Linked DNA regions of Homo sapiens: region 1 is linked to region 2. The links are chromatin loops, found by intact Hi-C in ENCODE. Cell type or tissue: psoas muscle. All regions are shown on one strand. Each heading gives the region's core, and the rest is flanking DNA. Links, peaks and the distances in the headings are about the cores only. Region 1 overlaps CAMTA1 (calmodulin binding transcription activator 1). Region 2 overlaps CAMTA1 (calmodulin binding transcription activator 1).

What was found. A loop is a pair of places that touch in the nucleus more often than their neighbours do. Peaks named below come from ENCODE experiments on the same cell type or tissue, not always from the same donor. Only the 100,000 strongest peaks of a DNase experiment are listed, where the experiment ranks them.
Region 1: a loop joins it to region 2, with 2.2 times the contacts of the local background. A loop is called at or near these places in 1 of 110 quality-filtered maps.

What each region holds. Positions count from the first base shown.
Region 1 is chr1:6,920,883-6,925,269 of GRCh38, forward strand. The region is part of intron 3 of CAMTA1 (calmodulin binding transcription activator 1); the gene reads left to right. Among named protein-coding and RNA genes, the nearest start is that of CAMTA1-AS3, 91 kb to the right of the region's middle. In psoas muscle, for the core only: no CTCF peak of the experiment used is centred there; a DNase peak (open chromatin) is centred at 1,869.
Region 2 is chr1:7,005,601-7,009,987 of GRCh38, forward strand. The region is part of intron 3 of CAMTA1 (calmodulin binding transcription activator 1); the gene reads left to right. CAMTA1-AS3 (CAMTA1 antisense RNA 3) reads right to left here. Exons shown (of 2, transcript NR_182292.1): 2 at 2,776-3,095. Among named protein-coding and RNA genes, the nearest start is that of CAMTA1-AS3, 6.5 kb to the right of the region's middle. In psoas muscle, for the core only: no CTCF peak of the experiment used is centred there; no DNase peak of the experiment used is centred there.

The DNA.
Region 1 (4,387 bases), core at 307-4,306, 85 kb before region 2:
CCACGAAACCATTTTTTCCTTTTAGGCCTCTGGGCCTGTGATGGAAGAGGCTAGCATGAAGACCTCTGACAAGCCCTAGAGACATTTTCCCCATTGTCTTGGGGACTAACATTCGGCTCCTCGTTATTTATGCAAATTTCTGCAGCAGGCTTGAATTTCTCCTCAGAAAATGGGATTTTCTTTTCAATTGCATTGCAAATTTTCCAAACTTTTATGCTGTTTCCCTTTTGAAACTGAATGCCTTTAGCAGCACCCAAGTCACATCTTGAATGTTTTACTGCTTAGAAATTTCTTCTGCCAGATAACCTAAATCATCTTTCTCAAGCTTGAAGTTCCACAGATCTCTAGGGCAGGGGCAAAATGCCACCTTTTTGCTAAATGTGGCAAGATGCCACTCTTTGCTAAAACTTAACAAGAGTCACCTTTATTCCAATTCCCAACAAGTTTCTCATCTCCATCTGAGACCACCTCAACCTGGACCTTATTGTTCATATCATTAAGCATTTTTTGTCAAAGCCATTCAGCAAGTCTCTAGGAAGTTCCAAACTTTTGCACGTTTTCCTGTCTTCTTCTGAGCCCTCCAAACTGTTCCAGCCTCTGCCTGTTACCCAGTTCCAAAGTCACTTCCACATTTTTGGGTATCTTTTCAGCAATGCCCTACTCTACTGGTACCAATTTACTGTATTAGTCTGTTTTCACACTGCTGATAAAAGACATACCCAAGACTGGGCAATTTACGAAAGAAAGAGGTTTAATTGGACTCACAGTTCCATGTGGCTGGGGAGGCCTCACAATCATGGTGGAAGGCAAGGAGGAGCAAGTCACATCTTACATGGATGGTGGCAGGCAAAGAGAGCTTGTGCAGGGAAACTCCCCCTTATAATCCCGTCAGATCCCCTGAGACTTATTCGCTATTATAAGAACAGCATGAGAAAGACCCGTCCCGCTAATTCAGTCTTCTCCCACTGGGTCCCTCCCACAACACATGGGAATTATGGGAGCTACAAGATGAGATTTGGGTGGGGACACAGAGCCAAACCATATCAGTGGGGCTGACCCAGGATGGCCAACTTCTGATTTGACCAAATGAGGCCATTAAAAGCCAGTTGTCAGCTACTGTATCATCATTTCATAAAATGAAATAAAGGAAAGAATATTTTGACACCAACAATATAAGAAGGCCATCATTTCAAGATACAAAATATTTCTTCAGTTGATTATAATTGGTTTTATGAAGGATTTGCTCCACTATACCTGTTTTTTTAACTCCCCCTTTTTCCTTATTTCTCTTTTTTTTGCCAAAAACTCACACAATTCTGTTCTGGGTCCCCAGGCCTCTAGTTTCAGATGAGCAAAAGCAGGTGCAGAGGGAAGGGACCTGGCCAGGGTCCACAGCTAGTGAGATTTGTGTATTGTTTCAGTTATTTCTGGCTTCATAACAAATCTCTCCTGACTCAGCAGTGTGAAACAACAGTCATTTATTATTATCACCTCTCTTGGTTCTGGGGCTGGCCCAAGCAGCTTCACTTGGGGTCTCAGTGCTGTTGCAGTCAGATAGTGGCTGGGCTGTCATCTTAAAGGCTTCTCTGAGTGGGTCTGGGAAGATGCAAGCATTTGGGGACAGAGCAGCCAGGGCTCCTCTGGCATCCCTTTCTCCATGTGGTTTTCAGCATGACGGCTGCAGGACAGCCACATTTCTCCCCTGGGGCCTCAAATGCATGTCCTGAGAAAAGCCGGTGGATGCTGTGTTGCCTTTCATGAACTGGCCTTGAAAGTCACACGGCATCCCTCCTGCCGAGTTCTATTAGTTACAAGTGAGCCATTAAGGCCAGCCTGTATTCAGTGGGAGGAGAATTGGCCTCCACTTCTTGGTGGGAGGAGTGCCAGAGGATTTGCAGACATGTTTTAAAACCACAGTGTGGATCCAATAGGCTAAGTCCAAAGCGCCCTAGGGAGGGCCAGGTTTTAATTTGGAGCGCTGGGATCTTGGAACACACCCCCTTCCGTTAAGTGTTCCAGGAATGAGTCTGCTGGAGGATCACTCCGGTGACGGTGGCAAGCTCTGCTTCCTGGTCCCTGCTTGCACTTGTATGAAGTGATAAATTTCACGAATAAGGTAGATTCCATCAAATAAGTATCAATTAAGCTGTTTTATGATCTAGTTGAGATGATGAATTAAAGTCGATTTAGATAAATGATCAGTAAAAGAACAGAGACTTCAGGAAGACAGCATAAACTCTCTGAATTGCAGGCACTCACTCTTCATCAGAAAGCAGCCTCCCACACTTGTGCACTTGTTGAGCGCTTGCTGTGTGCATAGATAGCACTGGCTGGTGCTGTCCGACCAGTGATGGCTGCAGTGGTATGTGGAAGCGAGAGGGGTCCCAGTTTGCACTCCTGAGTATCTGTGATCCAATTCGGGTCATCCCTGTGCCATCTGTTAGGATCTGAGTGTGGGAAGGGGGAGCACTGATCTCTTTTCAATCCCCATTCCTGGGTGTGGGCTACCTGCTTTCAGTTTCAGGGAACAGAGATGCCCTCAAGGTTCCTGTTTAGAGGGGTTTATTGTAAGAGTTCTCTGAAAGATGAGGAAGAGAACTAGACCATCCCAAAGCCACGAGGCCCAGCCCCTGGCTCAGTGCCGGCAGCCCTCCTTGTTGCTTCCAGGGAGGCCTGGCTTATTCAAGGTCCACAGGTGTGAAATGGAGGGTGGCGGGGCTGGGGGCTTCTGGTATGCAGGAAGAGGGCAGCCACACTGGTGGTTTCCTGTGGCGGTGAGCTGGGGGTGTTGGGGTCAGCCTGGGAAGCGGGGAGTCCATGTGAGTGACCAATGTCCTAGATCCTCTCCTTCTTTCATGGATAGTAAGCACCTGTCCTATGTCAGGCACGCCTCTAGAAACAGGGCAGTGAACAGATAGACACCTTTACCTTCCCATGAGACTGCCAAGAAGGTGATGTCCTCTCTCTGAATCCCCTAGACCTGCCAATTTGGTGGATAATTGTTTTCTATCACAGCTCTTGGCAAAAGGAAGGGGAAAAACAATTCCCCAAGGTGTAGAATTCACCAGAGAGAACCCCCATTACTCGCCCAAGACCATTAGGCTGGTCTGTGACTTCCAAAATGAAGGGGCTACCTGGTTGTGTCCACAAGAAGAAAATGGAGGCTTACCCAGAGTCAGTAAGAGACTGTTAGGAACGCAGGCTGAGCCTGGCTGGCCACACGGCATGACTTTGTTCATGTCATGAATATTTATTGAACACCTGCCACATGCCAGGCACTGTTCCCGGGACTGGGTGTGAATAGTGCACAAGAGGGAAGCCTCCCTGCTCTCTTGGCGCTTACCTTCTAGCTGGGGAGACTGGAAACATAAAGATGGTGCAAAGGCCGAGTGGAGAAAAACCAAACTGCCAGGAGGGGCTCAGGCTGGGAGGGGATCAGGCCAGCTGGGAGGGGGTCAGGCCAGCTGGGAGGGGGTCAGGCCAGCTGGGAGGGGCTTGCTGAGCGGACCTTGAGCAGCCTCCTGCAGGGTCCTGGAGTCAGTGGTGCCCACCCCACCCCTGAGCTGGGGCTGAGGGCTCCACGACTTTCATCCCCTTGGGGTGCAGGGAGGTGACCAGGGGCGGCCCTCCCTGGCCTGGCTTCTCCCTCTTTCACCCACTGAGTGTCGACTCTGCCTTTCTGATCTGGGTCCCTGTGAGGAGGAAATATATATTTAGACTCTTCTGTACTTTCCGTGGTAACAGCCGCTTTATTCCTGGTGAAGAATGAGGAAAATGGGTCAGCTGTATTTACTAAGAAGCATGTTCCAGCTTCTTTTCCGAGGCTATTTATAAACTTTAAAAAATGCGAGCTAAGTTTTTGCATCTTATTGGAAGCCGGAGTGCCTATGAATACCCTTTCTATTACTATACCGGGGAATCTAGCACTTCGGAATTGAAATGCGTTGAGTAGGGCAGATAGGAATCTTGCAAATAGTGATTTTGATGAACTCTGGCAGCCCACATTTGCCTCTTGGTCTGATTTCTCTGGGAGTTTTTTCATGTGACATTGGTGTAGCTTTCTTGGATATGGTTGGGGGGGACTGTGCTGTGGCTACAAACAGCTGACTGGCTATGCTGGCCCTTCACGGCCGGTGTGCTGACAACTTTATCTGGCCTTGGAGCCTTGAGGAGGGGCTGCTGCCAGTGACTGGGCCCTGCTTTTGACCAGCCTTGCACACTGGGCAGTGGGCAGGGGGCCCAAGGGCAGAAGGGCCTCCTGAGCATGGGGACTTGGAGAAGCCATTTCTGAACCTGCTCCATCCCTGCCTTGTCTCTAGGGGGAATGGGGCCATGAGGCCTCTAGAAGCTTCGCCTTGGCCCAGGCCTCTTTCCCACATTTCTTGAT
Region 2 (4,387 bases), core at 134-4,133:
GGGAAAGCTTGATTAATATCTAGGCAATGACAAAAAGTGGTACACAAGGAAGTATGGGATACAAAGGGAATACATAGGTATTTCCTACGTACGTAGGTATTCCCTCCAGTCTAGGATGGCTTGGGAAGGCTTCCTCGAGGGAGGGACCCCAGTCCAGAAGGACACAAAGAAGAGAAAAGGGGAAAAGTTGTTTCTGGCTAGAGCTACTTTGAGTCCTGTGTACTTGAGTACCAAATGGATGCGGCACTGAAACACATACAGCCATTTGCAGAATCCAAGTGGCTCAACAGGGTCTGGAGGGGTGGCCCCTCAGTGGAGGGATTGCTGCCCCAGATCTGGCTGTACGGAGTTGGTGTGGGATAGACCAGGGCAGGGTCTGTTGGCGGATTTTGGTGTTGGAAGAACAGAGAGGACAGGGAAGGTAGCATTGGGTGTGGAGCATTTGGAAGGATGGAGAAGCAGGGTGGGGTCTGTGCCAGTCACAGTGTCTCTGGGTTTAGCTAGATGTGGAGGAAAATGGGAAGGGCTTCGTAGACCTGCCCATAGTATTTGGGTTTGGAAATTTTCCAGATTTAATTCTAGTCTTTCCCTGGGCAATGGGATATCTTCAGATTCTCCCAACTCTATCCTTAAAATCCTGGATGGTAAGATCTGGTAGGCAGAGAGATTTTTAAGAATAGAGTTTACTTTTCCCCATTAAAAACTAATATATGCTTATTACGGAAAATTTATAAAGTACATAAAAGCAGAAAGAAGAAAATAAGAGGTGGTATTTTACTGGATTGTGGATTAGTCCTAGAAATTCTATGGAATGGTGGGTGGCCAGATTTATTCCATTCATTGTTTATTTGATGGGAAAAAAACCCAAGCAGCCCAACCCTGTACTGTTTTCAGAATCACCCCAAGGCCTGGGTTCAGAATATTAGCTTGTTAATTATCAGGAAAATGATAGAGCTGAGAAGAAATTCACCCATCTCTAAGGCCAGCTGGAGAACCCAGTTGAGGTGGGCTGAGATGGAAATGACCTTCTCCAAAGCACTGAGCCCCATGAATCATCCCTGGGGCACCTATTAGCTGTGAGCTCCATTCATCCTTCCCGGAGGACTGTCCCCACCTGACCGGTCACAGCTCACCCCAACCCAGAGCCTCTGAGGGCTGGAGCCTCTCTCCATCTGAGCCCTAAGCTTCCTTTTCCCCTTGTTCCCACACTAACATTCTATGATTTCCCCCTTAACCTCTTCATGACATCAACCAGTGGAGACCTTGTATGATTTCTAGAGTTCTTTTTTTCCCGGTTGGAGGACTTACTTATTTACTCTGGTTGACATTCTGCTTTCTTTCAGGAAGGATTTGTGAGAGCCTAGCACAAAATTCACTTTCTTAACAAGAATGTCAGATGGTAGTAAAAAAAAAAAAAAAAAATAAGAATTTTTGGATACGGTATTAATAATGTTACGGAATGGGCTTTCAGTTTGGCCACAGGTGTCCTGGTAGTCAGGGCCAAGGGGATGGATGATGGCTCGTGGTTGTTTGGTGGGCACCATGCTACCTCTGAGAAGAGAGGTGCTCTGCTGCTGGCTGCGGCAAGGAACTGATCACATAGGATCTCACGTGGGGAGCATCGACCAGGAGAGGGGTCCACATTGTCACAGCAGCTTGGAGCGTGGAAGCACACATATAATCATCACTTAACTAAAGCTGAGGCCAGATAGAGGAGACTTGGAAGTGAGGGACCCGAAAATGGGAACCCTTGCTAAGGACACAGGCAGCTGTACGCCAGAGCCTGTGGGCCACCCCGAGGAAGTGACCCCTATGAGCCAGCCTTGTGGGGCAACAGAATGTCACACCCAGGTCCTTCCCTCGCCTCGAGAACCCCAAGCGAATTCCCACTTCCCACAGGAAGTAGTTCAGACCCTTGGGATACCTGGCGTGGTCCTCCTGACCGGGGCTCAGTTTACCTCCTGCTTCAGCCCTTACTCGCCTCCTCCAATCCCAAACTCCTCCCATCCTCAGGTGACCTGGTGCTTGACCCAGACTGCCGAGGGGTGGCCGGGCCCTGTCAGTGCTGCGGAGGTGAGCTCCTTCTGAAAGGACCCCCTGTGGGGCTCCCGGGGCGTCGCTTCTGCCTCTTCCAGTGCTTTCCGACCCTGTGCTTTTCTACCGACTTCTGGGCCGGGTCATCCACTCCTCCAGAAGAGAGGCCAGGGAGCATTCCATCAGCCCCACCTCTCCAGAGGCCCGGCACACAGTAGGCACTCAATGGTTGTAAACTGTATCCACCTACAAAGCCCCTAGAGCTTGTGAGACCCGGGAAACAGCGTTCCATACAATTGAGTGACAGAGCCCTGCGTGGAAAGGGAGGCCCGTGTTGGTGCCCTGTCCTCATCCAGTGGGAGGGGAGGAGAGACCTGGAAGGAAGATGGGAGTCCCACCCCAGCCTGCGTGTTTCTCTGGGAAACAGGTTTCAAGTGCAGGGAGGTGGTGGAGGGCTGACTTCATGGCCAGCACTGTCCTGGGCACCGTGGGTCGTGGAAGGGAGGTGGAGCTCGGTTTTCCGTCTGGGCCTCAGGTGGACTCAGAGGAGGTTCTTAGAGAACCATACAGGGCATATCAGGTAAGCACGGGTACACAATGCAGAGAAACAGTGCTTGCTGCAATTAGAGAAAGCAGAGAAATAGGAGCTGGAGTGGTCACTAAAGGCACGAACGGCCTTGACGGTGGAGTGGGGAGAGGCAGACACATTGCCGGCACAAAGAGCATGCTGGATGACAGGTTTCGTGGCTTGTTTGTTGCTTTAATTGATGTGGACAGGGGATTCCAGGTAGGAGAATCCAGGCAGGCTAGGAAGGAGCTTGGCTCTGTGTGGGGCATGAGAAGACGTGCTGGTCTTAGCGGAAGGTCCCCAGAGGAGGGGAGGCTCAGGGGCCGGCAAGGTGGCTGAGCCTCGAGCACCCTCCACAGAGCACCGTGCCAGGGGCCTGGGGCGCATGTTGTAACCTGGCTGTCTACACTAGATGAATAGAACTTTCACAGGTTAGTGGCTTCATCTTGATTGTTTAAATTTCATAAGGCGTTGGGACCCCTTACGAGTAGCTCTGAAAGGGAATGGATTGCTAATAAATGCAAACTGTAAAATATTCATTTGAGATGATTATTTTATATTATTGCATAAGTGCAAAATGAATGAACTTTCTGCTTACTTATGGTGGAATCCACAACCATCTGAGCTATTTAGTGAATGAAATATTTAACCTAATTTCTATGCCTTAAGTGACCTAAGGATAAATGTTATGGTTTAATGTTTTAGTGTTAGAGAAGGAACTAAGGGAAATAAACAGACTTCGAGGCCTCCTGCTGGCTTCCAATGGGGAAGGAGCATCTCCTGGGCCAGGAGTCCTTGGGAGCCTCCAGCATCTTCCCGCCCCTCACGGAGGGTCAGCGGCCATGCCCAGCCATGCTGCCAGGACCTGGGGAGAGCAGTACCCTCAGCCCTCACTCTCAGGAGCTCAGGGCTGGGGAGGGGACAGCAGGGGCCTTGGCCATGTCCCTTCCCTTTCTGGGCCCCGTTTACTCCTCAGAACAAGGCAGGCTCGGACCAGGAACTCCTGGGGCTGTCAGCTCCAATGTGGCAGAGTTGTGAGTGCTGGAGGCTGCTGGGAGGTTTCTGGGGGGCTAGGACTAGGATGGCTGCCAGGACTTGAGGGTGGAGGCAGGGACAGAGATTCCCCAGAGGCGGCATCGTGGGTGGGAAGGCAGGAAACCCGGGTCTGTGTCCTCCTGGGGCAGTGTGGTTCCAGGACCCAGGTCCAGCTCAGTGGCCAAGGAAAGCCCTTGCCTGCCTGGGCCTCTCTGTGCTGCAGTGTCCCTGTCCGGCCCCCTCTTCACTTTTGCATCTGATGCATCTGCACTGCCAGGGCTGCCAGGCCTGTTTTGCTGCCAGGTGCCCTGTGTTGCCGTAGCCCTTGAAGAAGGACCACCGCAGCCTCAGAAAGGGGCAAGCATCACACTGCGGCATCACGGACACCTGCAGCTCCAGGAAGCTCGGGGGCGAGTGTGAGCCCTGCTGCTTCTGTCCCCCAGAGCCCCGGTCCGGGCTGCACTCCCAACCTTGCCTCCCAGCTTGACGTGCACTGCTGATGAGTTGGTCCGTGCAGAGCCTCTAAGGCAGCTTGGACATGGGGAGCTGTGGGTTTGGTCCTGCTTTGTGCCCAGGGCTCTGGGTTCAGGTAGCCAGTGCTGAGCCCTCTGTCACTGCAGCATGGGGCTGCTTTCCCTGCGGTCCTCGTGCTTGGGCTCTAGCTTGGTCCAAAAGGCTTTCCTCAGGGAGCTCCCCATTTGAGCTCTGGGCCTTGGCAGGGATTGGAGCACCATCCCTTGGAGGTGTTGG